2 separate regions of the Homo sapiens genome follow, and region 1 is linked to region 2. Evidence: chromatin loops called from intact Hi-C (ENCODE). Cell type or tissue: Caco-2. All regions are shown on one strand. Each heading gives the region's core, and the rest is flanking DNA. Links, peaks and the distances in the headings are about the cores only. Region 1 has its middle 58 kb from the start of LINC03141. Region 2 holds the start of LINC03141 (long intergenic non-protein coding RNA 3141).

The links. Hi-C counts contacts between places; a loop is a spot of excess contacts. Peaks named below come from ENCODE experiments on the same cell type or tissue, not always from the same donor. Only the 100,000 strongest peaks of a DNase experiment are listed, where the experiment ranks them.
Region 1: it touches region 2 in a loop (4-fold over the local background); 2 of 110 quality-filtered maps call a loop at or near these places.

The regions. Positions count from the first base shown.
Region 1 is chr12:4,061,987-4,077,100 of GRCh38, forward strand. No RefSeq gene overlaps it. Among named protein-coding and RNA genes, the nearest start is that of LINC03141, 58 kb to the left of the region's middle. In Caco-2, for the core only: no CTCF peak of the experiment used is centred there; a DNase peak (open chromatin) is centred at 7,295.
Region 2 is chr12:4,007,242-4,022,355 of GRCh38, forward strand. It overlaps LINC03141 (long intergenic non-protein coding RNA 3141), which reads left to right and starts at 4,668. Exons shown (of 4, transcript XR_007063171.1): 1 at 4,668-5,873; 2 at 6,451-6,545; 3 at 11,741-13,840. RefSeq lists enhancers at 11,056-11,653, 11,654-12,249. In Caco-2, for the core only: no CTCF peak of the experiment used is centred there; DNase peaks (open chromatin) are centred at 6,480, 7,770 and 8,330.

The DNA of each region.
Region 1 (15,114 bases), core at 3,112-11,111, 53 kb after region 2:
TGTTGTCGTTAAGTGATTTCATCGTGTGAACATCACAGAGTGCGCAAATACTACATGCCTAGGCATATGGGCCAGCCTTTTAGGCTACAAAACTTATAGCATGTTACTATACTGAATACTGTAGGCAGTTACAAAACAATGGTAAGTATTTGTATATGTAAACATAGCTAAGCATAGAAATGATATAGTAAAAAATATGGCATAATTTTGAGGTGGGTGGATCACTTGAGGTCAGGAGCTCGGGAACAGCCTGGCCAACATGGTGGTGTTGCACACCTGTAGTCCCAGCAACTCGGGAGGCTGAGGCAGAAGGATTGCTAGGAGGCAGAGGTTGCAGTGAGCTGAGATCGTAACACTGCACTCCAGCCTGGGTGACAGAGAGAGGCTCTGTCTGAAACAAAAACAAAAACAAAAGAGCATAATCTATAACCTTATGGGACTACCATCATATTGTTATGTGGTGCATAACTGTATTGGATATCCTGGGAAAAGTAGGATAATTGCTTAATAGTGTTTCTTTATTCATTTTTGGAATAATGCATTGATGCCCTAGCAATTTTCAAAGGTGTCCAATGAGCATTGTTTGTTGCTCTGTTTTGAGGAATCATTAAGGATTCAGGATTTTTAAATCAAACTTATTGGGGCATAATTTACATAAAGTACAATGCACACATTTTGACAAATGTATAACCTACCATATAACTACTGCCACAATCAAGACAGAACATTTCCATGACCCCAAAGATTTTCTTTTACCCCTTTGCAGACAGTCATTCCCTCCATTTTCATCCCCAGGCAATCACACGTCTGCTTTCTTTCACTATTGATTAGTTTGCTTGTTCTAGACTTTCTTATAAGTAGACTTACACGGTAAATACTCTTTGTTTCTGACTTCTTTCACATGGCATAATGTTTTTGAGATTCCTTCATGTTACTTGTATTAATAGTTTTTATTACTGAGTAGTATTCCATTTTATGAATATACACCAACTTGTTTATATGTTCATCTGTTAATAGATATTTAGGGTGGTGTTAGTTTTTGGCTATTAAAAATAAAACTGCTATGAGCATTTGTATACTAGCCTTTATGGGAACAAATGCTTTCATTTCTCTTGGGTAAATACTTAGGAATAGAATTTTGAATTGTGTGGTAGATGGATATTTGTGAGTAATCACTAAACTTTTTCAAAGTGGTTGCACCCTTGTCTTCCTACCAGCAATATATGAGAGTTCCACTTGTTCTATACCTTTGCAACACTTGGTCTTGTTGGTCTTTTAAAGTTTATTAATCAGTTGCTCTAGAGGGTGTGAAATGGTATCTCATTGTGATTTTAGTTTGTTCTTCCTGATAATTAATAAACCTTTCAGCATCCTTTCATGGACTTATAGGCCGTTCATACATCTTCTTTTGTAAGTGCCTGTTCAAATCTTTTGCTCATTTTTAATACACTTTATTTTCTGGAGGAATTTTAGGTTCATGGCAAAATTGAGAGGAAGAAACAGAGATATCCCATAAACCCATTGCCCACACACACACATAGCCTCTTCCATTATCAATATTCTCCACCAAAGTGATAAATTTCTTACAACTGATAAACCTACATTGGCACATCATTATCCCCCAAAGACCATAGTTTATAGTAGGGTTCAATCTTGGTGGTGTACATTTTATGGGTTTGGACAAATATGTGACTTATATCTACCATATAGTTTTATACAGAGTAGTTTCCTAAGATCTTCTAAAAATTCTCTGTGGCCTGCCTTTTCATTCTTTTCTCCTCTACTACCCCTGGCGACCACTGGTCTTTTGCTACCTCCATAGTTCTGCCTTTTCCAGAATATCATATAGTTGGAATTAATTGTACAGTATGTAGCCTTTTCAGATTAGCTTCTTTCGTTTAGTAATATGCACTTAAGGCTCCTCCATGTCTTCTCACAGTTTGACAGTTCATTTCTTTTTAGCACTGAATAACATTTCATTGTCTGGATGTACTACGGTTTATTTATCCATTCACTGACAGAAAGACATCTTGGTTGCTTCCAAGTCTTGGCAGTTTTGAATAAAGCTGCTATAAACATCTGTATGCAGGTTTTTGTGTGGACGCAAATTTTCAGTTTCTTTGGGTAAATACTGAAGAGTTTTGACGTTGCTAATCAGTTGCCAATCATACTGCAAGAGTATGTTTCGTTTTACAATAAACTGCCAAACTATCTTACAAAGTGACTGTATCATTTTGCATTCCCACCAGCGGTGAATGAGAATTTCCATTGCTCTACATCATAACCAGAATTTGTTTTTTTCAGTGTTCTGGATTTTGGTCATTCTAATATGTGTGTAATGGTATCTCATTTTTTGTTTTAATTGCATTTCCCTGACGATATATGATACTGGACATCTTTTCATATGCTTATTTGCCATCTGTATGTATTTTTTTCACAGATGTCTGTTAAGGTCTTTTCCCCTTAATACTTTAATCATATTTTTCTCTTCTTATTGTTTAGTTTTAAAACTTTTGTATTTAAAAAAACAATTTTATTGTGTTTATTTGAAGTATACAGCGTGGTGTTATGAGTCTTTGTATGTTTTGGATAACAATCTTTTATCAGATATGTCTTTTGCAAATATTTTCTCCCAGTCTGTGGCTTGCCTTTTCATTCTCTTGACAGTGTCTTTTGCAGAGCAGAAATTTTTAATTTTAATGAGGTCCAGCTTATGAGTTCTTTCTTTCAAGGCTCATGCCGTCAACGTCCTATCTAAACAGTCATTGCCGAGCTGGTCATCTAAGTTTTCTCCTATGTTGTCTTCCATAAGTTTTATAGTTCTGCCTTGTGCATTTAAGTCTGTGATACATTTTGAGTTAATTTTTGTGAAGAGTGTAAGTTCTGTGTCCAGATTCATATTTTTAAATGTTCAATGTAGTGATTCCACATCATTTGTTGAAAAGACTCATTTCTTTACTGTATTGCCTTTTTCCCTTTGTCAAAGATCAGTTGACTCTATTGATGTGCCTATTTTGGGACTCTATTCTGTTCCATGGATCTACTTGTCTATTCCTTTGACAATATTACACTGTGTTGATTACTGTAGCTTTATATGAAGGAAGTCTTGAAGTTGGCTTAGTGTCAATCCTCTGACTCTCTTCTTCCCCTTTAACATTGTTAACTATTTTGTATCTTTTGCCTCACCATATAAATTTTAGAATCAGTTTTCTGCCATCCACAAAATAGCTTGCTCAGATTTTGACTGGGATGCATCAAATCAATAGATCAAATTGGGAAGAACTTGACAGTATTGAATCCTCCTATCCACAAACATGGAATATCTTTCTATTTTCCATTTATTTAATTCTTTGATTTGTTTCATTAGAGTTTTCCAGTTGTCTTCATATAGATCTTGTATACATATTATTAGATTTCTACCTACTTAATTTTTAGATGCTAATGTAAATGGTATTGTTTCTAATTTTAAATTCCACTTGTTCATTACTAATATATAGGAAAGTGGCTGACTTTTTTATATTACCCTTGTGTTCTACAACCTTGCTATAATACTTATTAGTCCCAGGAGTTTTCGTCAATTATTTTAGATTTCTACATAGACAATTATGTCAGATGCAAACAAAGACATTTTTATTTCTTCCTTCACAATCAGTAAATCTTTTATTTCCTTTCCTTCTCTTATTGCATTAACTAGGACTTTTGGTATAATGTTGAAAAAGACGATGAGAGGGGACATCCTTGCCTTCTTTTTGATCTGAGTAGGAATGCTTCTAGTTTCTCACCATTAAGTATAATGTTTGTTGTAGGGGTTTGATAGACATTCTTTATCAAGTTGGGCACATTCCCTTCTATGCCTTGTTTGCCAAGAGTTTTATTCTTTTTAATCATGAACGAGTGTTGGATTTTGTCAAATGCTCTTTCTATGTCTATTGATAAGATCATGTAATTTTTCTTATTTAGCCTGGTGATATTATGGATTATATAAATTGATATTCAAATGTTGAGCCAGCCTGGCATACCTGGAATAAATCTTACTTGGCCGTGATACAGAATTCTTTTTATACATTGTCGGATTCAATTTACTAATATTTTGGTTGTGTATGTGCGTGTATGTGTATGTCTGTGTGTGTTTGAGACAGGGTCTCACTCTGTCGCTCAGGCTGGAGTGCCGTGGTACAGTCTTAGCTCACTGCAGCCTCAACCTTCTGGACTCAAGCGATCCTCCCTCTTTAGCCTCCCAAGTAGCTGGGACTACAGGCATGCACCACTACGCTTTGCTAATTTTTGTATTTTTTTGTAGAGAGGGGTTTTCACCATGTTGCCTGGGCTAGTCTTGAACTCCTGAGCTTGAGCAATCCACCTGCCTCGGCTTCCCAAAGTGCTGACGTGACAGGTGTGAGCCACTGCACCTGTCCCTTTAATAATATTTTGTTGAGGGTCTTTGCATCTATGTTCACAAGAGATCATGATCTGTAGTTTTCTCTTGTAATGTCTTTGTCTGGTTTGGGTATCAGAGTAGTGCTGGTCTCAAAGAATACAAAGTATTTCCTCTTCTCCTGTCCTCTGAAAGAGATTGTAGAGAATTTGTATAATTTCTTCCCTAAATGTTTGCTATAATTCACCAATGAAACCATCTGGGCTGGCCTCATACTTTCTGTTTTGGAAGGTTACTCATTGATTCCATTTCTTTAATAGATACAGGTCTATTTCAATGGTCTATTTCTTCTTGGGTGAGTTTTGGCAGATTGTTTCTTTCAAGGATATGATCCATTCATCTAGGCTATCAAATTTGTTCATAATCTTCCTGCATTATCTTGTTAATTTCCATGGAGTCTTTAGTGATGCCCCCTCTTTCATTTCTGATGTTGGTAATTTGTGTCTTCCCTTTTATTTTTTCTTAATTAGCCTGACTGGAGGCTTATTCATTTTATTGATCTTTTCAAAGGACCAGTTTTTAGCTCCATTGATCTTGATTGATTTCCATTTTTATATTTTATCGATTTCTGCTCTAATTTTTTATTTCTTTTTTCTGTTTACTACAGATTTAATTTGCATTTCTTTTTCTACTTTACTGCATTGAAAACTTTGATTATGTTTAGTTTTTCTTTTTAAAATATGCATTCACTGCTATAAATTTCCCTTTAAGCATTGCTTTTGCTACATTCTACAGTTTTTCATAAGTTGTGTTTTCATTTTAATTCAGTTGAAAATATTGTTAAATTTCTTTTGATATTTTCTCTTTAACTCGTGCTATTTGGATATGTGTTCTTTAATCTCCAAGTATTTGGGAATTTTCATTTATCTTTCTGTCATTGATTTCTAGTTTATTACAGTCTGAAACAAGACATTGTGTGATTGTTATCTTATAAATGTGTCAAGGTGTTTTATGGCTCAGAATGTGATCTATTCTGATGAATATACCATATGAGCTTGAGAAGAATGTGCATTCTGCTACTGTTGAATGAAATAGTCTATAGCCTACAGAAACCTCACACATTTTGATATTCTGTTATTAGGCACATACATCTTAAGAATTGTTATGATTTCTTGAACTGATCCCTTTATCACTATGTAATGCCCCTCTTTAACCCTGTTAACTTTTCTTGCCCTGATGTCTGCTATGTCTGAAATATAGCTACCTCTGCTTTCCTTTGATTACTGTTAACATGATATATCTTTTTCCATCCATTTGCTTCTAATCTATATGTGTATCTGTATTTAAAGTTCTGTCTTTTACATGGTACATTTAGACCACTGATGTTCAAAGTGATTATTGATCTAGTTGGATTAAAATCTACCATATTTATCACTATTTTCTATTTGTTTTCCTGTTCTTTGTTCTTATTTTTGTCTCCCACTTGTTTTCTGCCTTTTGTGGTTTTAATAGAGCATTTTGTATGATTTCCTTCTCTCTTCTTTCTTAATGTATCAGTCATACTTCTTTTTTCCTTTTGTTTTTAGTGGTTTCCCTAGAGTTTGCAATATGCATTTATAAGTAATCCAAGTCCACTTTGAAATAACACTATACTGCTCCATAGGTATGTGAGTACCTTATAATAAGAAAACTTTCCCAATTCCTCCCTCTCCTCTTGTATTATTGCTGTTGTTCATTTCTTTTATACATAGTATATATACATATATTTTATATAATCGAATGCTATTGTGGCTGTTATCATGATGAAGTTATTTGTTAGATCAATTAAGAATAAGATAAATAAAAGTTTTTATTCTACCTTTACTTAATCCTTTTTAAGAGTGCTTCCTTTCTTCATGTAGATCCAAGTTTCTGACCTATATCATTTTCCTTTGCTTTTAGCATTTCTTGCAAGGCAGGTCTACTGGCAACATGTTATCTCAATTTTTGTTTGAGAGTCTTCATTTCTCCTTCACTTTTGAAGGATAATTTCACAGGGTACAGAATTTAAGATTGGTGGGTTTCTTTCTCTTGGCACTTTAAATATTTTACTCTACTCTCTTCTTTCTTGCATGGTTTCTGAGAAGTCAGATGCAATTTTTATCTTTGCTCTTCTATAGATAAGTCATTTTTCCCTCTTTTCTTTCAAGATTTTTTCTTTACCTTTGATTATCTTAAGTTTGAATATGACACACTTAGGTGTGATTGTTTTTTGTTTGCTTGTTTATTTTTGGCATTTACCTTGGTTGGTGTTTTCTGAGCTTCCTGGAGGCGTATTTTGGTATCTGATATTAATTTGAGAAATTTATTAGTCATTATTGTTTCAAATATTCTTTCTTCTAGAATCTCATTACATGTATGTTATACCTTTTATAGCTGTCTTGCAGTTCTTATATATTCTGTTCTGTTTTTTTCTTCCCAGTCTTTTTTTCTGTTTGCTTTTCAGTTTTATAGGTTTCTATTGAGACATTCTCAAGCTCAGAGATTCTTTCCTCAGCTATGTCCAGTCTCCAGTAAGCCTATCAAAGGCATTCTTCATTTCTGTTCTGATGTTTTTGATCTCTAGCATTTCTTTTTAGTTCTTTCTTAGAATTTCCATATCTCTGTTTCTATTGCCCATCTGTTCTTGCAGGCTGTCTACTTTACCCATGAGAGGCCTTAGCATATTAATCACAGCTGCTTTAAATTCCTGGTCTGATAAGTCCAATATCCCTGCCATATCTAAATCTAGTTGTGATGCTTGCTCTTCCTCTTCAAACGGTGTTATTTGCCTTTTAGTATGTTTTGTAATTTTTCTTGATAGCCAGACATGATGTGTCAGGCAAAAGGAACTGCTGTAAGTAGGCCGTTGGTATGTGATGGTGAGATGTGGAGGGAGGGGAAGCATTCTGTAGTCACATGATTAGGTCTCAGTCTTTTAGTGAGCCTGTGCCTCTGGGCTGTGAACTTCTTCACAAGTGCTTCTTAGTTCTTTTCTCCTCCTAGGTGGGACATGATGGCTACAGTGAGCTGAAGTTGGGTGTTTCCTTTCCCCCAAGTCAGTTAGACTCTGATAAAACCCCAGTGTGTTTGGCTCAGGTTAAACAGCTTCTCCTGAGGGCAGGCCTTGTGAAGAAGACTAAGGTGCTCTGGTGTATTTCAGAATGGTTCCTCCTCCCTCCCCCTGCCAAAAGCAGGAGGGTATTTCTCTCCACTATTCATTGTGAGAACCAAGTCCAGCTCCTGGAGATAAAATTTGGGAAAGTAGGGGGCTCCTCCTATAACTGAGTCCCCCTGGAGTTTTCAGCTCTCAGAGTTGTCCACATAGGGCCTCCAGCAATTGGTCAATTCCATTTCAGGTTTTCCTGCCCCAGCACTGGTTTCTGCAGAGGTTTTTGTTTGTGGGTTTCTATTCTGTGAAGTCACCTGTCTGTTTTCTCTATTTTGGTTCGCAACAGTTTGCCCTGTGGCCTTACTTCTCTTACTGACCTAAGAAGAGTTGCTGACTTTTCATTTTGTTTGGCTTTTTACTTGTTAGGATGAAGTGGTGACTTCTGGGCTTCTTACCTGCTGGATTGGAAGTCATAAGTCTTTCGTTCATCTTTTATTGGGCTGTTTGTGTTCTTAGCGTTGAGTTGTATATTCTAAATATAAGTCCTTTTTCAGATATGTGGATTGCAAATGTGTTCTCTCAACTCATGAGTTTTTATATATTGAATGGGTGTCAGCCAATTGCAGTTATTATTCTTTTTAATGCTCTAATTGTTCTATTTTTTAAGGCAAAGTTTTTTAAAGCACATATTTCAGCTGTTTTGTATGAAAAATGTCAGAAATGTATCTGTCAAAAGCAAAATCTATGGGACCCACAATTTAGATTACCTTAAGTAAATCATGAGTGTCATCATAAATACAATTCCTTTTGGGCCTGAGGAGAGAGAAGATGCTGACCACCTGTTTAATAAATGATTCCCTCCATCACATATGATGCTAAGGAAATAAAATCGGTTTTATAACAAACATGCCAGAACATTTTTTTTTTTTTTTTTTTTTTTGAGAGTGAGTCTCGCCCAGTCGCCCAGGCTGGAGTGCAGTGGTGAGATCTCAGCTCACTGCAAGCTCCGCCTCCCGGGTTCACGTCATTCTCTCGCCTCAGCCTCCCAAGTAGCTGGGACTACAGGCGCCCGCCACCATGTCCAGCTAGTTTTGTTTTTGTGCTTTTAGTAGAGACGGGGTTTCACCGTGTTAGCCAGTATGGTCTGGATCTCCTGACCTTGTGCTCCGCCTGCCTCTATCTCCCAAAGTGCTGGGATTACAGGCGTGAGCCTCCACACCCGGCCCAGAAGTAGAACTTCTTAAACAAAATGTGACTTGTTCTTCACACAGCTTAGGAGACTATCCGTGTATTCCAAAGTAGTTAATTGATGCAACTCAGCACATTTTTGAACTCTTCTTTGGGTGGCCTTCAGATTTCATTGAGGCGTCTTACAAGAAAATCAACTTGTGTCCTTCAACCATATTTAAAAGCAAGCGTTTAGTAAAACTTGACTCTGGGCCAGGCACCAAACTAGATGCCTTCATATCCATTATCACACTTAATCTTACACAAATCCTAAGAGATTGGCATAATTAGCTCTACTCTACAGATCGTGGCACCGACAGTGATAAAGATTAAGTTACATGCCTGGGGTCATGCAGTCACTAAGTAGCGAGACTGCACTTAAGCCTGGTTCTCACAGACCCCAAAGGCTGCGCTCATCACAGTATACCATAATGCCTCCCATCGTTTTTAGTGGTTTCAGAAAAATGAAATTCACTTCTGATGGCAGAAGGTTTGCAAGCTTTTTATACACTGTGGACTCCAAGGTTCATTTGGAAGAGCTTTCAAAACTGTTCTTAACAATGGCAGCTCCCAGAATAAGTGACCATTCTCCCAGAGTGATTGCTTCAGAGAAGACTTAGTGTTTCTCAGGGCAAATACCTTATTGTTTTTTTCACACCCTTTCTGCCTCTTTCGTTCTTTTTTGTTGCCTGTCCATTTTTACTCCTGTGAATATTTCCTGGTTTCTAATGTTCCTAATGTAATGTTTTTGTTTGCATTTGGTGGAGCGAGGGGAGCGGGAGTTGAGAGGGTTTGAGCCACTGCAGGTATTCAGATCTCAGTGATTTCTTTTGACTGCTAAGAGACCTTCCATGTAGTCTGTGGCCTAATTTTGAAAGTGTCTCAGTTTGGGACTTTTGACTTTTTTTGAAGTTAAACTTTTTATTTTGAGAATATTGTAGATTCACGTACCATGGTAAAAAATAATACAGAGAAATCCTAAGTACCCCTTACCTAGTATCCCCGAGTGGTGACATCTTTCAACGTTATAATACAATAGTACTACGGTAGAATATTACAACCAGGATATTGACATTGATACAGTAAAGATGCAAAACATCACCACTTTGCAGTCTGTCAATGAAACAAAATAACACTTGTACCCCATAAATTTATACAAATACAAATAAACAATTTTTAAAAACAAACAGAACATTTCTGTGACCATAAGGATCCTTTGTGTTGCCCTTTTATTTTATTTTTCTGAGACAGCGTCTCACTCTGTTGCCCGGGCTGAAGTACAGTAGCGCAGTCATAGCTCACTGCAGCCTTCACCTCCTAGGCTCAAGTGATCCTCCACCTCAGCTTCCCAAGTAGCTGGGTCTGTAAGTGCGTGCCACCATGCCCAGCTAATTTTTTTTTTTTTAAAAGAGTCTCGCTTTGTTGCCCAGGATGGAGTGCAGTGGTGCGATCTCAGCTCATGCAAACTCCGCCTCTCAGGTTCAAGTGATTCTCCTGCTTCAGCCTCCTGAGTAGCTGGGATTACAGGAGCACACCACCACGCCCAGTAATTTTTTGTATGTTTAGTAGAGATAGGGTTTCGCCATGTTGCCTGGGCTGGTCTTGACCTCCCGAGCTGAGGTGATCCGCCTGCCTCAGCCTCCCAAAGTGCTGGGATTATGGGCATGAGACACTGCACCCGACTCTAATTTTTAATTTCTTGTAGAAATGGGGTCTCGCTATGTTGCCCAGGCTGGTCTTGAAGTCCTGGGCTCAAGCGACCCTCCCACCTTGGCATCCCAAATTGCTGGGATTATAGGCATGAGCCACCATGCCCAACAGTGTCGTCTTTTTATAGCCACATCCACTTCCCTTCTTCAACTCTCCATCTTTAACCCCTGGCAACCACTGATCTCTTCTCTGCTTCTATAATTTTGTCACTTCAAAATGTTAGTACATGGAATTATACAATATGTAACACTTTGGGATTGGCTTTTTTCACTCAACATAATTCTCTGGAAGTTGATCTAGGTCATTTTAGAGACAATAGTTGATTTCTTTTTATTGCCACTGAATAGGATTCCATGGTATGGAAATTACCACAGTCTGTTTAACCATTCACTTGTTAAAGGACATCAGTCTTACTCTGAGAGCAAAACCAGACCAAGACAGTACCTACCAAACCAAACAAAAACTAGTTATTTCTAGCTTTGGACTGATATAAATAAAACTGCTATAAACATTAGTCTACAGATTTTCACATGAACATAAGTTTTCAATTCTCTGAGATAAATATCCAGGAGTTCAATTGCTGGGTCATATAATAGTTGCTTGTTTTGTTTTGTTTTAACTGCCAAACTGTTTTCTAGAGTGGTTGTACCATTTTACATTTCCACCAAAAATGTATGAGTGATCCAATTTCCCTGCATATTCACCACCAGCATTTGATGTTATTGTTTTGTTTATAAATTTTTTATTTTTTAATTTTTATTTTATTATTATTATCATTTTGAGATGGAGTCTCACTTTGTCATCCAGGCTGGAGTGCAGTGGCGCAATCTTGGCTCACTGCAAGCTCCCGGGTTCACACCATTCTCCTGCCTCAGCCTCCCGAGTAGCTGGGACTATAGGTGCCCGCCACCATGCCCTGCTAGTTTTTTTATTTTTTATTTTTAGTAGAGACAGCATTTCACTATGTTAGCCAGGATGGTCTCGATCTCCTGACCTCCTGATCCACCTGCCTCAGCCTCCCAGAGCACTGGGATTACAGGCATGAGCCACTGTGCCTGGCCTGTTTTATTTATAAATTATTTTTAATCAGACTTTAAATTTAAAATGGTTTTAGATATACAGAAAAGTTGCAAAGATAATACTGAGAGCTCCATATACCTTTTGCTATAGATTGAATTACGTCCCCCTCTACAAATTCATATGTTGAAGCTCTAGCCCTCAGTGTGATGGTATTTAGTGATGGGGTCTTTGGGTGATAATTAGGTTTAGATGAGATCATGAAGGTGGGGTCCTCTTGACGGGATTAGTCCTCAGATAAGACCAGAAGAATGATCTCTCTCTCTCTCTCTCTCTCTCTCTTTCTCTCCGTTTTCCTCTCCACCGTGTGAGCACTTAGCAAGGAGACAGCTGCTCTCTCTCTCTCTCTCTCTCTCTCTCTCTCTCTCTTTCTCTCCGTTTTCCTCTCCACCGTGTGAGCACTTAACAAGGAGACAGCTGTCTGCAAGGTGGGAAGAGAGCCCTCACCAGGAACACAACCATGCTGGCACCCTGATCTCAGACTTCCCAGCCTTGAGAAATAAATATCTGTTGTTTAGGCCACCCAGTCCATGATATTTTGTTATAACAGTCCAAACTAAGATGCCTTCACCCAGTTCCCCCTATTGTTGACATCTTAGATTTGTATGGTTCTTTCGTCACAATGATGGGACCAGCACTGGCACATTATTACTAACTAAACTTCACAGTTTATTCATATTTCACTATTTTGCTCCAATGTCCTTTTTCTGTTTGAGGATCCCATCCAGGATACCACGTTACTTTTACTTGTCATGTTTTCTTAGCCTTTTCTGGTCTGTGAGTGACTGTTTGTCATACTTTCCTTATTTTTGATGACCTCGACCGTTTTTGAGGAGCGTTGGCCAGATAGTTTATAGAATGTCCCTCAGTTGGGTTTGTTTGGTGTTTTTCTCATGACTAGAGTCAGGTAATGAATTTTGGAAGGATTACTACAAAGAGGAAGTGCCATGCCCACCACATTGTATTAAAGATACATACATGCAGTTGATATGACTGATGGTGTTGACCTGATCACCTGGGTAAGGATGTTTGCCAGGTCTCTCCAGTACCCAGTTACCTTTTGCTTGCCCTCTCTTTCAGACTCTACTCTTTGGAAGCAAGTCCCTAGCACAGCCCAAACTCACCGGTGTTAAGCTCCATCTCATTGAGAGGCAAGTAGCTATATAAATTATTTGGAACTCTTCTGTACTATTGTTTACTTTAGCCACTCTGATAGGTATATAATGATATTTCATCGTGGTCTCAATTTGTATTTCCCTAATGGCTAATGATGTTGAACATCTATTCATGTGCTTATTTGCCATCTGTACCTATGCTTCAATGAAATATCTCTTCATATTTTTTGTGCATTTTCTGCTTGGATTATTTGTTTTTACTATTGAGTTTAAAGAGTTTTTACATGTATTCCAGATATTAGATGATTTTCAGATCCATCATATGCAAATATTTCCTCCCAGTCTGTAACTTGTCTTTTCATCGTGTTAATAGGGTATTTCATGGATCAAAAATTTGTAATTTTTATGAAATCTAATTTATCAATTTTTCCTTTTGTGGATCACACTTTTGGTGTCAAGTCAAAGAATATTTTTCCTAGCCCCCTAGATTATGAAGATTTCCTCTGAGGCATTTATATAAAAGTTTGTGATTGATTTTGAGTTAATTTTGTATAAGGTATAAGACATAAGTCAAGGTTCATTTTTCTGTCTATAAATACCCACTTACTCCAGCGCCTTTGAAAATGCTGTCTTTCCTCCATTGCATTGCTTTTGCACCTTTGTCAAAAAGCAGTTGGAAAATCTTTTATTTCTTGGTTCTTCATTCTGCTTTATTGATCTCTATGTCTCTCTTTTTGCCAATAACATACAGTCTTAATTACCTTAGCTATATAAGTCTTGAAATTGGATAAACTGATTCCTTCCACTTCATTCTTCTTTTTCAAAATTGTTTTAGCTATTCTAGTTCCTTTGCCTTTCATATACATTTTAGAATAATCTTGTGTATATCTACCAAAAATTCTGCTGGGATTTTTGTAGGAATTTTGTTAAACCTGTATATCAATTTGGGAAGAATATCTTTACTGTATTGAATCCTCTAGCTCATGAACATGGTATGCCTCTCCATTTACTTAGGTCTTCCTTGATTTCTTTCATAAACATTTTGTAGTTTTTGGCACAGAAGTCTTCTACATATTTTGTTAGACTTATACCTAAGTACTTGGGTTTTTTAAAGCAAATGTAAATGGTATTTTTACCATTTTGCATTTTTAATTTCTGATGTCCACATGTTTGTTGCTATTATTTAGAAATATAATTGATTTAATATGTTTATCTTATAAACTCTACTATTAGTTTAGAATTTTTTGTAGATTACTTGTGGTTTTAGCTATAGACAGACAATTGTGTCATCAGGACAGTTTTATATCTTTCCTTCCAACATGTCTTTTATTTCCTTTTCTTGCCTCATTGCACTGGCTAGAACTTCTAGCACTATATTGAAAAAGGGCAGTGAGAGTGGACATCCTTGCCTTGTTTTTGATCTTAGGGAAGAAACATTCAGTTTTTCACCATTAAGTATAGTGTTAGCTGTAGGCTATTTGTAGATGCTCTTTATCAAATTGAGGAAGTTTCCTTTTCTTATTTTTTTCTGAGTTTTTAACATAAATGGCTATTGAGTTTTGTCAAATGCGTTTTCTACATTGATTGATTTGATCATGTGATTGTTCTTCATTTACTTGTTAATATTGTGGATTGACTGATTTTTAAGTATTGAGTCATTGCATCTCTAGAATATACCCCAGTTGGTAATGATATATAATTTTTTATATATATTGCTGAATTATTTTTGCTAATATTTTGTTTAAATTGTGTGTTTAAAAAATCATTAAGGATATTTGTCTAGTTTTTTATGGTTTTTTAAAATACTGTTTTTGCCACTCCTATTCAACATAGAATAGAAGTTCTGGCCAGGGCAATCAGGCAAGAAAAAGAAATAAAGGGTATTCACATAGGAAGAGAGAAAGTCAAATTTTCTCTGTTTGCAGATGATGCGATCCTATATCTAGAAAACCCCATCATCCCAACCCAAAACTCCTTAAGCTGATAAGCAACTTCAGCAAAGTCTCAGGATACAAAACCAATGTACAAAAATCATAAGCATTACTATACACCAACAACAGACAAGCAGAGAGCCAAATTATGAATGAACTCCCATTCACAATTGCCACAAAGAGAATAACATACTTAGGAATACAGCTAACAAGGGAAGTGAAGGACCTCTTCAAGGAGAACTACAAACCACTGCTCGAGGAAATAAGAGAGGACACAAACAAATGGAAAAACATTCCATGCTCATGGATAGGAAGAATAAATATTGTGAAAATGGCCATATTGCCCAAAGTAATTTATAGATTCAGTGCTATTCCCATTAAACTACCATTGACATTATTCACAGAATTAGAAAAAAAATGCTTAAGCCAAGTGCAGTAGTGGATGCCTGTAATTCCAGCGTTTTGGGAGGCTGAGGTGGGCGGATCACTTGAGGTCAGGAGTTTGAGACCAGCCTGGCCAACGTGGTGAAACCCTGTCTCTACAAAAAA
Region 2 (15,114 bases), core at 4,842-12,841:
TGCTCCCTGATCAAATCTGTTCAGCCATGCTAATTACACTTTTTGCCTTCTTGGAGATCCACCGTTCATATCAGCATAGTAAAAGCTCTTATAATTCTTAATAAAACCTGGTTGGCAGAGCATTTCCAAAACATATTTGATATAGAAACTTTTCCCCCTAACATTTGTTAATATTCCATAGGACACACTTTGAGGAGTGCTGACATTGTGTAAACCATTTTAACACCTTTTCCTCTGGGTAACCTGGAAAAGTAAGAGACACGGAAGCAGGAAAAGTGTGAAAAGGTTAAACAATATTACCAAGAAAAAGCATTCTTGTGTTTGTTTTGTTTTGAGATGGAATCTCTGTTGTTCAGGTTGGAGTGCAGTGACATGATCTCGGCTCACTGCAACCTCTGCTTCCCTAGTTCAAGTGATTCTCCTACCTTAGCCTCCCGAGTAGCTGGGATTACAGGCACGCGCCACCACACCCGGCTAATTGTTTGTATTTTCAGTAGAGATGGGTTTCACCATGTTGGCCAGGCTGGTCTTGAACTCCTGACCTCAGATGATCCACCCACCTTGGCCTCCCAAAATGCTGGGATTACAGGCATGAGCCACCGCACCCAGCCAAAAGCATTCTGTTTTATAGTTGCACTTGGGAACAGCTCAATTTTTTTTTTTTTTTTTGAGACGGAATCTCACTCTGTCACCCAGGCTGGAGTGCAGTGGTGCGATCTCGGCTCACTGCAACCTCCGCTTCCTGAGTTCAAGCAATTCTCTGCCTCAGCCTCCAGAGTAGCTGGGATTACAGGTGCCCACCATCATATCCGGCTAATTTTTGTATTTTTAGTAGAGACAGGGTTTCACCATCTTGGCCAGGCTGGTCTTGAACTCCTGACCTCATGATCCACCCACCTCGGCCTCCCAAAGTGCTGGGATTACAGGCATGAGCCACTGCACCCGGCTGGGAACAGCTCAATTTTAAGGTTTTATGCGATACTGTGTAGAAAAATCCCACTGATGTGAATGCAAACTTTATATATTTTCCTGATAAAGTGAGTCTTTACACATCAAAATTATTTCTGTTAGAAAAGTAATATGCAATTTTAAGTGGCTTTAGAGTTTACAAAGTCCTCAATATGTTGATATAATTCTTGTAGGTATTAAAATGAGTATTAATAGTTTTATTTTATGACAAGAATACCGACATTCAGTAAGCTTAAACAACTCATTTGAGAACTGAAAGGGGCTCAAAAACAAGCTAGTCCAATGACTCCTAAGCCTAACTCAGAAAATTCAGTGCCCTTGTTAACATCATAGGTTCCTAGAAATTCTGCTTCTGTAGGTCTTGGGAAGGCACAGGAACCTATCCATTTTTTTTTTCCTTTTTTGAGACAGGGTCTCACTCTGTTGCCCAGGCTGGAGTGCATTCCCATTGCAGCTCACTGCAGCCTCAACCTCTCAGGCTCAGGTGATCCTCCTACCTACCCAGTCACCCAAGTAGCTAGGCCTACAGGCATGCATCACCATGTCTGGCTAATTTTTGTATTTTTAGTAAAGATGGGGTTTTGCCAAGTTGCCCAGGCTGGTCTTGAACTCCTGAACTCAGGCAATCCACCTGCCTTGGAGTCCCAAAGTGCTGGAATTACAGGCCTGAGCCACTGTGCCTGGCTGGAACCTATCCTTTTAATTAACCAGGTGACTCTGATACTGCCTGTCAGTAGACCTACCTTTGGGTCTAATCCTCTCTTTTTCCATTGAGAAACCTAAGGCCCAGAAAGTTAAACTGAAGGACCTGAAATCACAGAGCCAGGACTCACAGATCTTTCTCATTCTAAGTGTACTTCTATAGCCCCTGAATCCTTAATGCCTCACATTGGAGCCAGGAAAGTCATGATAGCTCACGGAGGTCCATGGAAAATATTCAGTTAGCACATCTGGAGGTAAGACATAAAGGTACTTGAAGAGTCAGCTAATCTTTACAAACTGTCGGAGCCACATCTGTCCAATATTCCTACGACAACATCAGGAGATGGATCAAATCATTTTCCTATATGAACAAAGTAAAATTCTCACATTTGACATGTAATTATTTTCCTTCAAAAGCTGACTTGGTCTCTCAAAATCTGCCTCCACGCTTAAACCTTTCAGAAATCCCTCCTAGAATCCTCCAGCCCAACTCCTAACTCTTCCTTTGATCTCACCCCTCTTCAGCAGCTGTGCATCCAGTTGCCCTTGATGTGTTTTTGCTGACAGGTTGACCGTAAATGTTTCTGAGACCTGTTCATAAGGTCAGAGGCCATAAGAACTTGTGGAGTCTCCAGCCTTCTCTACAGGTAAAATTATGTCTTTTCATTACTGTGGATTGGCCCGCACTGGGTCTATACAATGTTAATAAATGTGGTCGGCCAGGCGTGGTGGCTCATGCCTGTAATCCCAGCACTTTGGGAGGCTGAGGCAGGCGGATCACTTAAGGTCAGGAGTCTGGGACAAGCCTGGTCAAAATGGCAAAACCCCGTCTCTACTAAAAACACAAAAATTAGCCAGGCGTGGTGGCAGGTATCTGCAATCCCAGCTACTCAGGAGGCTGAGGCAGGAGAATCACCTGAACCTGGGAGGCAGAGGTTGCAGTGAGCCGAGATTGTGCCACTGCACTCCAGCCTGGGCGACAGAGTGAGACTGAATCTCAAAACGACAACAAAAACAACAACAACAAACAATATTAATAAATGTTGTCAGCTGTACAGAAAAAACTCTGGCTGAGAGACGGGAACCCTAGATCAGATCCCTGCTCTGCCACTAACTCACTGGTTGCCTTCAGGCAGGTAATTTCAACACTTTGTGCTTCAATGTCCTCATCAATAATTGAGTGAATAAGACTAGATCAATATTTCCCAAGACATGTTCCAAAGGACGGTTGCTAAGGAGGTTGATGGTTGTTGTAAGAAAACAGCACTCTGTGGTTAAGGCGGCTGGTGCAGGACATCTCAGAGCCTCTAATGTGCATTCTGAATCTCCAGTGGGGGCTTGGCCGACACAGAACCCTTTTTTAGGAGGTACCGCATTAGGTTAATGTTCTACAAAACTCACTTGGCCAGAGGCTGGCAAGAATGAGCTCCAGGGTCGCTTACAGGATAAAGAGATGTGAATAGCAGAGTAAGCACTGGACAGGAGCTGGGAGACGGGTTCAAAACTCTTCCACTTACAAACTGTATGATGGTAGTAAGCACATCAACCTGCCTGAGCCTCAGTTTCCTCATTGTACCTCACAGGATTGTGGTGAAGGTAATGCACAAATGCCAAACGCATGCTTTGAATAAAATAAGTGCTTAACTTCTATCAGAACTTGGCTATCTTGCTATCTGGCATTCAATTTTATCAATAGCTTTATCAACAGCTCCATTGGATTTCCTTCTGAAACAGCTCTATGCATCCACCCCTAAACTATATACACTTTTTTTTTTTTTTTTTTTTTTTTTTTTGAGACAGAGTCTCGCTCTGTCACCCAGGCAGGCTGGAGTGCAATGGCACGATCTCGGCTCACTGCAACCTCCACCTTCCAAGTTCAAGCGATTGTGCTGCCTCAGCCTCCTGAGTAGCTGGAACTACAGGCGCCTGCCACCACGCCTGGCTAATTTTTGTATTTTTAGTAGAGACCGGGTTTCACCGTGTTAGCCAGGATGGTCTTGATCTCCCGACCTCATGATCCACCTGCCTCAGCCTCCCAAAGTGCTGTGATTACAAGCGTGAGCCACTGTGCCCAGCCAACTATATACTTTTTTTTTTTTTTTTTTTTTTTTTTTAGACAGAGTCTCACTCTGTCGCCCAGGCTGGAGTGCAGTGGCGCAATCTTGACTCACTGCAAGCTCCGCCTCCCGGATTCACGCCATTCTCCTGCCTCAGCCTCCCAAGTAGCTGGGACTAAAGGTGCCCACGACCAAGCCCGGCTAATTTTTTTTTTTTTTTTTTTGAGACGGAGTTTTGCTCTTATTGCCCAGGCTAGAGTGCAGTGGTGCAATCTCGGCTCACTGCAACCTCCGGCTTCCAGTTTCAAGCGATTCTCCTGCCTCAGCCTCCCAAGTAGCTGGGATTACAGGCACCCACCACCACGCCCAGCTAATTTTTTTGTATTTTTAGTAGAGACAGGGTTTCACTGTGTTAGCCAGGATGGTCTCAATCTCCTGACCTTGTGATCTGCCTGCCTCAGCCTCCCAAAATGCTGGGATTGCAGTCGTGAGCCACCGCGCCTGGCCATACATTTTAAGAAGAGTTCTGCAAACAGCCCCGACCATTCTCTCAACCTGCCCGAGAGCTTTGAGCTCCCTTTCCTTCACCCATTCTCTAGCAGGAAGGTATTATATAACCAGACCTGAAGTTTAACACAGCCAGGTATGTGACTGAACTTCAGGCTTGAGAGTTTGTGCACCACAGCCCTAGAGCTCCTCCAACAGAGGTGGGTACCGTGGGAAGTTTGCTGGGAAGACTCCGGTCAGCTGATGAGTGGTTTTAGGCAGTGAGTGGAACAGACTGTTTCCAACACACAGCGGAGCCCACTCAAGCCTCAGGAATGTTATAACCTTTCCTCACCGGAAGTCAGGTGTTTGTCTAGCTTGACCCAGGTCAAGGCGTGCTTGGACTGAATAGAGCCAGTCTTTTCCCCCAGCTGAGCCTATCTGTTTTGACCCAGTCAGGGCCAGGAGTCACAGGAGATACAGGCTGGAGGTTAATAATAGTGGTAGAAGGTAGATTTCTTGTGCAATTTGCATTCAATGAAGAGCCAGAAAAAGTGACTTGATTAATAGGATATCAACATGGGTCGTGGGGAGCCAATACCCCAGTACTTTGGATAGAAAGCCTATGGTTCTGAACTGAAGGATTCTGATGCTTTCTTCATCAAACAGTGAGCAATGCCAGGCACAATTCTAAGGGCCTTACATGTGTTAAGTCCTTCAATCCTCACTATTCTGTGAGGTAGGTTCTGTTATTATCCTTCTTTGTATAAGCACAGAGAGGTTAACTAACTTGGTTAAATTTCCATGCCTATTTAGTGATGACTTTGCTGAATTCAGGTTCTAGAACCTGTGATGCTATCCACCTTACTAGACTGCTTCTTTAAAGTTAAATAAGGGCCTCACTCTGAAGTCACTAATTGAGCTGTGAAAAGCAGTTTCATTCAAGCTAGTATTTCATAAAGCAAGGCAGAATGACTTTGCAAAGAACACAGGCCAAGAAACCAGAAATTGGGACCCAAGCATGGCCACCCACCTGAATTCCACTCAGATCAATGCTCCTCTGGTTGTTTGACTTCCCGGACTTCCCTCCCCTAAGGGCACAGAGCTCTCACCAAACCTGAGATTTCACACACAAGCGGCCTGCTTAGCAGGTACCATCTCCACCAAAACACACATTTGAAGAGCTGTAACCTCAGCTCCATCTTCCTGGTATCCTTCCTCCTTAACCTTAGAAGGTACAAAGAGGAGGGCCAGGCACAATGGCTCATGCTGGTAATCCCAGCACTTTGGGAGGCCAAGGTGGGCAGATCCCTTGAGTCCAGGAGTTCGAGACCAGCCTGGGCACATGGTGAAAACCCATCTCTATAAAAAATACAGAAATTAGCTGGGTGCGGTGGCACATGGCTGTAGTCCCAGCTACTTGGCAGGTAGCTGAAGTGGGAGGATCACTTGAGCCTGGGAGGTTGAGGCTGCGGTGAGCCAAGATTGAGCCACTGCACTCCAGCCTGGGTGACAAAGAAAGACCCTGTCGAAGAAGAAGAAGCAGCAGCAGCAGAAAAAGAAGAAGAAGAAGAAGCAGAAGAAGCAGAAGAAGAAGCAGAAGAAGAAGAAGCAGAAGAAGAAGAAGAAGAAACAAAGGGGAGGATGCAACTTGGAGAGGTGAGAGTCCAGTTCATTGAGTCAACAATTATTTTATAAGTGCCTCCTGCAGGACTGGCACTGCTGGGCACTCAAGGGACCAAGATTAGTCAGATCAAGATAGTTCCCTTTAGCAGCTCCCAGACTATAAGAGAGAAAAGACCTATACAATCATGGGAATATGAAAGACAAGGTATTCAGTGCTCCATGAGGCACAAGAAAGCTCTATAGGACTTGGGAGAGGAGTAGCTGGCTGGAGGAATCACAGAAGGCTTCCTGGAGGAAGTGGCTTTGAGCTTCTGCCATCTCCATGCAGCTACTCCAAGCTCCAGAGCCAGCCACGGAGCACTCCTGGAACTCTTTGCAGGATCCATCTCGAAGTTCTGACTCCCAGCAGAGAAACAACACTGGTAGGCTGAACTGGCCCAGGGCCCTGCCAGCCGCTTTCTCCCTCCACTTATTCCAACGAAACTGTCAGATTTTCCTGAATGCAGTTTTTGCTTTAAAGTGGCAAGGGTTGGGGAGTTGGGGGTGGGGTGGGGATAGCTTCACAAGTTAATCCACTAATGTTTCACCTGCTTCTTCTCTGTGTTGCCAGGCCCAGCCCCTAGGAGAAAGCCTAACTGCAGTAAAGGAGTCCTGGAGACAGGACAAGAATGAAGTCAATGAAGCATAGCAGGAGTGGAGATAAAGGTGCTTTCTTGGGCCTCACTGCCCTGGGGTGACTTATCCAGTTAATTTTTTTCCCTCCTCCTCTCTCTTTCTCCCCCTTACTCTGCTGACTCTAAAGGCCCTGGGAAGATGTGTGATCATGTTTATATGAGACTGTCTTAGGAGATTGCCAGAAGGCCTATTTCTCTAGTTGTACTTGCCTTCTTGTGCTCCTGTAAGAAGACACAGAGATAGAGGATTATGTTGCCCTATGACTCAGATGGAGGGGTAAGGGGCAGAGGCAGAGGCAGACAAGGTGAGAGGCATAGCAAAGACCACACAGCAAGCTGCTACCCACATCCCTAAGAAGTATCCGAACCCCCAGAAGTTCTAATAAACATTATTCCCATTGCTGATAGTTAATTTTTCCCAATCATTCATCCATTTCTCCATTCCATAGAAATTTATTGAACATCTATTATAGATGCGACAAAATAAAAGTCTGGGTGTGGTGGCTCATGCCTATAATCCCAGCACTTTGAGAGGCCCAGATGGAAGAATCCCTTGAGCCCAGGAGCTTGAGTCCAGCCTGGGCAAACTAGGCAAGACCCCATCTCTACAAAAAAATTAAAAGTTAAGTTTTGTCAATGGCCATAGCTTATTCTCAAATATTAATCTCCCTAAAAACTGTAACACACAAAAAGGGAAAGTCTTGATACATTTTTAGGTTTAATTCCATTTGTTTCAGGGGATGGTTTGCATGTGCCTCGTTCAACTGCTTACAACGCTGTGAAATTCCATAATCATTGAATTGATTTATTCTCAGAGAACAGATGTCCACATATATTTGCTGCCATTAGCAATGTATTTATTCATTTATTCATTCATTCACTTGGAAAACATTGTCCAAATACTTCATGCTACTGAGTGTATTCTGGTGGGGAGAGCAGAGTTAGTGATGGGGAGGTGGACACACAGGTGGCCCCAAAACACAGAATTAATGCCCCTTCATTGTCTAGCACTTGCTATCTGCATCTTGTTGGAGTTCCTCTCAAGCCCTATGAGGTAGTGCTATGGGCCTTTTTGTACAGAGGGGAAAACGTGGAGACTCAGAGAGTTTAGGTAACTGTACCAGGGCCCCATAGCTGCAAGCAAGAAGCAGACACACCCTAATAGATTCCCACACAAAGCAGGCACGTGAACTCTGCTGAAGGAAGAAGAGGAGGAATCAACGACCTATGCTCATCTGCTGGACGTCTCTCTAAGAGCACGGACCCCTGCCTATGGACCAGGGGCAACCATTCAAGGCCTTTACAGAGTTAGGAATGAAGTTATCTGATCCAAGGCAGGAAGATAAGGATGTTGTAACCGTTCACTATGGTGTGCTCCTTTCAAAGGCTTCTTCATCATCCCTGGAGGGGGATTGTACGAACTCTCAGGGTTGGGAGAGGAAGGGGGCAGCTAGAGAGACTGCAGCTTGGTGGGTGAAATGGAAGCAGGGATTGCATGCACCACAGCTCGCTTCTTTGTAACCAAGGCAGAATGGAAGAGGAAGGCCTTTGGAATAACTTTCCTAAATAAGCCAACAGGCCATTTAGGCGAAGGTGGGGGTCGGGGGACACAATGTGACTCCAGTGGGTGGCCGTAGCAGAGGTGACAAAGAGGAAACGGCCCCCTGGCCTTGGCCCCAGGCTTCAGGATGAATGAGGCCTCTCCCAGCGACCTGAAGGTCACCCCAGGGCATGTCCCAAGACCTTGTACAGACAAGGCTTCTGATTACTCATTAGCCAGCCTGGGGACTGGCCTCCATGTTGCTGTCCTTGGCCATAAACAGATGAAAGCCCCAGCCGCCAGCTCAGGGCAGGCGGGCCTGATAGTCTAGTAGCTATCTCAGCCCCTGGAATTATCAAAGCCTGGAGCAGCCCAGACAGAGGAGGGAGGCTGGGCTTTCAAACACTTCTGTGCCCTTCACAACTCCTCCTCCCCTCTTACCCCTCACCCAAACAAACAGAAGGAAAAAAAAATCCCATCATACTAGACAGGATTTTAACAGATGGCTTCCAGGGCAAAGATTGCCTGAACCAGCTTCGGCAAGGACATGCCAAGATATGCTGATGAGAGGGAAGGAATCCTTCTGAAACCCCTGGAATGGACTGTTCTATCCTTGCTTCAAGGCTGAGAAAAAAGGCATCTTGGATGCAGATTCAGGGTGGGGCCAAGACACCCGAAGGCCTCGGTCCTGCTCAATCTCTGCCTTCTCACCTCCCCCCTTCTTTAGAGGGCCGTGGGTAGGTACCCATATGGGCATGCCTTCTGTTGCTTCTCCAAGCCTCTCCCACTCAGCCCTCTCTGACTGAGATTTGAAGTCTAGAAAGCAGCAAGTCCTTCCCTCCACCTTGTCTGAGAAAATCCAGTTATCCACTCCAAGTCTCTACTCCCCTACCATGAACCTGGCCCTGGGACCAACCCCACAACCAGGCAGCTCTCTTGACCCTGGGTCTTTGTCCGCTGTCCATAAATCAAAGTGGTAGGTTGATATTCTGTAGAGAGAAATGGAAACAGAACCAGAAAGTCCTGCTATTCAGAGCCTCCAGAGCTCTATCTTGACCAATACCTAACAGTAATAAAACACCAACATGGCAAAACAGCCACGGCAGCAGCCCAGATAGAAACAGGAAATCTTCATTCATTCCATTTTCTCAGCATTTGGAACACATTTAGAATGACTATAACGTGGTAGTTGTCAAATGGATCCAAAGACCTGGTCCCTGATCTCAAGAAGTTCCTAAACTTGGGGAAGAATAATGTAAATAAACAATAACATCAGGAGCTACCATTTATTGAGTACCTACGATGTGCGGTTTCACACAGCAATGACGCGGCATGGCACTATCATCCCCCTTTTACAAAACAGGCCACTGAAACTCAAAGAGTACAAGGCCAGGTGAGAGTCTGGGAGTCATACCTAACCTGGTGGGTGTGACTCAGGTAGGGAGGCTTGTTAAAAAATTATTCAATGACACTTATGAAAACTTTATTCAGGACCATCGAGACAGGGGTAGGGACCATGGCAATGGAATTTTGCAGTGGGCAGGGAGCGGGGAGAGGTTGGGCTCAATTCTGATGCAGCAATGTATAGCCAAGGAGCAGGGTGGGGGTCAGTGGTGGAAAATTACTAAGAGGAAACATAAGGGGATTCCAGCTGAACAACTTAGCAGGATTCACACTGAAGATGGGCCAGGGTGATGAGATGTCACCTGGGGCCTGGTGGAGGAGGAGGAGCCTAATCAGATATTGAAGGGTGGGGTGGTGGGGAGGTTCTTGCTAAACTGACTTTGCAAGGCTCTTGCTAAAATTAGATTTTACAAGGAAGTGCACAGATGGGCCTTGAAGAACGTTCGGGAACCTGCCTCAAGTTTGGTCCAGCAAGGACTCCATCAGGAGAAGACATATTTAACACTGTCAGCCACTTGGGAATTTTTCTTCTCACTCGGTGTCCCAAGCTGCTTCTCCCCTTACCTGTCCCGTTGTGTCTTTTCTGCCTGCTTTGTTTCTTGCCTTCCCCCTTTTCCCCTTGAGTCTAGATTGGATCCCCACCTCTCTTTTCTTCTGCTACCCATTGAATCCATTCCTAGGGCTTTCTTCATCATCTTTTTACTTGCAATTTCCAAGCCTGTATCTGCAGCTCCCACCTCACTCCATGCTCCAGATCCCCATTTCCATCTCCAGTAACTTCAGATACCTAAAACCACCTTGCCATTCTCAGGCTACTTTGTTCAGTATCTCTTTGCCCCTTGCTTGAACCATTTTATTTTATTTTTTTATTTTTTGATACAGAGTCTTGCTCTGTCGCCCAGGCTGGAGTGCAGTGGCGCGACCTCAGCTCACTGCAACCTCTACTGCCCGAGTTTCAGCAATTCTCCTGCCTCAGCCTCCTGAGTAGCTGGGACTACAGGCATGCGCCATCACACCTGGCTAATTTTTTGTATTTTTAGTAGAGACGGGGTTTCAGCACGTTGGCCAGGCTGGTCTTGAACTCCTGACCTCAAATGATCTGCCTGCCTTGGCCTCCCAAAGTGCTTTGCGGACAAAGACCCAGGGTCAAGAGAACAGCCTGGTTGTGGGGTTGGTCCCAACGTGCCCAGCCCAGCCGTGTGGACCATTTTAATGGCTTGAATCTCCTCTGTCATTTTAGTTTCTTCCTATTCCAGGTTACCTTACATGTGTCATCTTGATTTCTCTTCCTAAATATCTCTTTTCTTACAGGACGACCATACTCAAAATATCTTCAGTGGTCCCCTAATGCCTATAGAGTTGTGCCTAGATACAGGCACAGCTCTCTACATTCTGGTGCCAACCTGTCCTCTCCTCTTCTCAGACCCTATACCCCAGGGCCACTCACTATTTCCCCAGTGCATGTCAGTGCTTTTGTGCCCCATGCCCTCTTCAGACTTCTGCCCCTGCCCCTTCAGGATACTGTTAAAACAGGTGTCTTTTATGGATCCAGTCTTGATTCCCATGGCCAGATGTGGGCTCTTCCTACCTGAACTGCCATAGCACTTTGTTGTTTCATGTCCTTGGGTATTAGAGTTTGGTCTCACCTTGCAGTGTGGTGCCAGGTCAGGAGCTTAAGTAGTGAAGTTGGAATGGGTTTGAATTCTGGCTCAGCAACTTTCTAACAGTGTGACCACAGGCTCTTTAATGTGAGCCTTTTTCTACCATCTGTAAAACGGGCAAAAGGATATAAGCTTGCTGGGAAAGTTTGAAGTAATACATGTAAAAGCACCCTACACGAGTGACAGGCCTCTGAGCCCAAGCCAAGCCATCGCATCCCCTGTGACTTGCACGTATACGCCCAGATGGCCTGAAGTAACTGAAGAATCACAAAAGAAGTGAATATGCCCTGCCCCACCTTAACTGATGACATTCCACCACAAAAGAAGTATAAATGGTCGGTCCTTGCCTTAACTGATGACATTACCTTGTGAAAGTCCTTTTCCCGGCTCATCCTGGCTCAAAAAGCACCCCCACCGAGCACCTTGCGACCCCCACTCCTGCCCGCCAGAGAACAAACCCCCTTTGACTGTAATTTTCCTTTACCTACCCGAATCCTATAAAACGGCCCCACCCTTATCTCCCTTCGCTGACTCTCTTTTCGGACTCAGCCCGCCTGCACCCAGGTGAAATACACAGCCATGTTGCTCACACGAAGCCTGTTTGTTGGTCTCTTCACACAGACGCGCATGAAATTTGGTGCTGTGACTCGGATTGGGGGACCTCCCTTGGGAGATCAATCCCCTGTACTCCTGTTCTTTGCTCCGTGAGAAAGATCCACCTATGATCTCAGGTCCTCAGACCGACCAGCCCAAGGAACATCTCACCAATTTTAAATCAGGTAAGCGGCCTCTTCTTACTCTCTTCTCCAACCTCTCTCACTGTCCCTCAACCACTTTCTCCTTTCCACTCTTCAATCTCTCCCTTCTCTTAATTTCAATTCCTTTCATTTTCTGGTAGAGACAAAGGAGACACGTTTTATCCGTGGACCCAAAACTCCGGCGCCAGTCACGGACTGGGAAGGCAGCCTTCCCTTGGTGTTTAATCAGTGCAGGGACGCCTCTCTGATTATACACCCACGTTTCAAGGGTGTCAGACCACGCAGGGACGCCTGCCTTGGTCCTTCAACCTCAGCGGCAAGTCCCGCTTTTCTGGGGTAGGGGCAAGTAGCTCAACCCCTTCTCTCCTTGTCTCTACCCCTTCTCTGCTTTTCTGGGAGAGGGGCAAGTACCCCTCAACCCCTTCTCCTTCACCCTTAGCGGCAAGTCCCGCTTTCCTAGGGGGCAAGAAGCCCCCAATAGCTTATTTCCGCACCCCAACCTCTTATCTCTGTGCCCCAATCCCTTATTTCCGCACCCTGACCTCTTATCTCTGTGCCCCAATCCCTTATTTCCGTGCCCCAACTCCTTCTCTGCTTTTCTGGAGGGCAAGAACCCCCCACCCCTTCTCCGTGTCTCTACTCTTCTCTGGGCTTGCCTCCTTCACTATGGGTAAGCTTCCACCTTCCATTCCTCCTTCTTCTCCCTTAGCCTGTGTTCTCAAAAACTTAAAACCTCTTCAACTCACACCTGACCTAAAACCTAAATGCCTTATTTTCTTCTGCAATGCCGCTTGACCCCAATACAAACTCGACAGTAGTTCCAAATAGCCAGAAAATGGCACTTTGAATTTTTCCATCCTGCAAAATCTAAATAATTCTTGTCATAAAATAGGCAAACGATCTGAGGTGCCTGACGTCCAGGCATTCTTTTACACATCAGTCCCGTCCTAGTCTCTGTGCCCAGTGCAACTCGTCCCAAATCTTCCTTCTTTCCCTCCCGCCTGTCCCCTCAGTACCAACCCCAAGCGTCGCTGAATCTTTCTAATCTTCCTTTTCTACAGACCCACCTGACCTCTCCCTTCCTCCCAGGCTGCTCCTCGCCAGGCCGAGCTAGGTCCCAATTCTTCCTCAGCCTCTGCTCCTCCACCCTATAATCCTTTTATCACCTCCCCTCCTCACACCTGGTCCGGCTTACAGTTTCGTTCCGTGACTAGCCCTCCCCCACCTGCCCAGCAATTTACTCTTAAAAAGGTGGCTGGAGCTAAAGGCATAGTCAAGGTTAATGCTCCTTTCTCTTTATCCCAAATCAGAAGCGTTTAGGCTCTTTTTCATCAAATATAAAAATCCAGCCCAGTTCATGGCTCGTTCGGCAGCAACCCTGAGACACTTTACAGCCCTAGACCCTAAAAGGTCAAAAGGCCGTCTTATTCTCAAAATACATTTTATTACCCAATCTGCTCCCAACATTAAATAAAACTCCAAAAATTAAATTCCGGCCCTCAAACCCCACAACAGGATTTAATTAACCTCGCCTTCAAGGTGTACCATAATAGAAAAAAGTTGCAATTCCTTGCCTCCACTGTGAGACAAACCCCAGCCACATCTCCAGCACACAAGAACTTCCAAACGCCTGAACCGCAGCGGCCAGGTGTTCCCCCAGAACCTCCTCCCCCAGGAGCTTGCTACACGTGCCGGAAATCTGGCCACTGGGCCAAGGAATGCCCGCAGCCCGGGATTCCTCCTAAGCCGCGTCCCATCTGTGCGGGACCCCACTGGAAATCGGACTGTTCGACTCACCTGGCAGCCACTCCCAGAGCCCCTGGAACTCTGGCCCAAGGCTCTCTGACTGACTCCTTCCCAGATCTTCTCGGCTTAGCGGCTGAAGACTGACGCTGCCCGATCGCCTCAGAAGCCCCCTAGACCATCACCGACGCTGAGCTTCGGGTAACTCTCACAGTGGAAGGTAAGCCCGTCCCCTTCTTAATCAATACGGAGGCTGAGTAGCCTCCACATTACCCTCTTTTCAAGGGCCTGTTTCCCTTGCCTCCATAACTGTTGTGGGTATTGACGGCCAGGCTTCTAAACCTCTTAAAACTCCCCAACTCTGGTGCCAACTTAGACAATACTCTTTTAAGCACTCCTTTTTAGTTATCCCCACCTGCCCAGTTCCCTTATTAGGCTGAGACACTTTAACTAAATTATCTGCTTCCCTGACTATTCCTGGACTACAGCTGTATCTCATTGCCGCCCTTCCTCCCAATCCAAAGCCTCCTTTGCGTCCTCCTCTTGTATCCCCCCACCTTAACCCACAAGTATAAGATACCTCTACTCCCTCCTTGGCGACCGATCATGCACCCCTTACCATCTCATTAAAACCTAATCACTCTTACCCCACTCAACTTAAAGTGCCAATATCCCATCCCGCAGCATGCTTTAAAAAGATTAAAGCCTGTTATCACTCGCGTGCTACAGCATGGCGTTTTAAAGCCTACAAACTCTCCTTACAATTCCCCCATTTTACCTGTCCTAAAACCAGACAAGCCTTACAAGTTAGTTCAGGATCTGCGCCTTATCAACCACATTGTTTTGTTGCCTATCCACCCCATGGTGCCAAACCCATATACTCTCCTATCCTCAATACCTGCCTCTACAACCCATTATTCTGTTCTGGATCTCAAACATGCTTTCTTTACTATTCCTTTGCACCCGTCATCCCAGCCTCTCTTCGCTTTCACTTGGACTGACCCTGACACCCATCAAGCTCAGCAAATTACCTAGGCTGTACAGCCGCAAAGCTTCACAGACAGCCCCCATTACTTGAATCAAGCCCAAATTTCTTTTTCATCTGTTACCTATCTCGGCATAATTCTCATAAAAGCACACGTGCTCTCCCTGCCAATCGTGTCCGACTGATCTCTCAAACCCAAGCACCTTCTACAAAACAACTCCTTTCCTTCCTAGGCATGGTTAGCTCAGTCAGAATTCTCACACAAGAGCCAGGACCACACCCTGTAGCCTTTCTGTCCAAACAACTTGACCTTACTGTTTTAGCCTAGCCCTCATGTCTGCGTGCAGTGGCTGCCGCTGCTTTAATACTTTTAGAGGCCCTCAAAATAGGTAGAGGCCTTTCCTGCAGGGTCTGAGAAGGCCACCGCAGTCATTTCTTCCATTCTGTCAGACATAATTCCTCAGTTTAGCCTTCCCACCTCAATACAGTCTGATAACAGACGAGCCTTT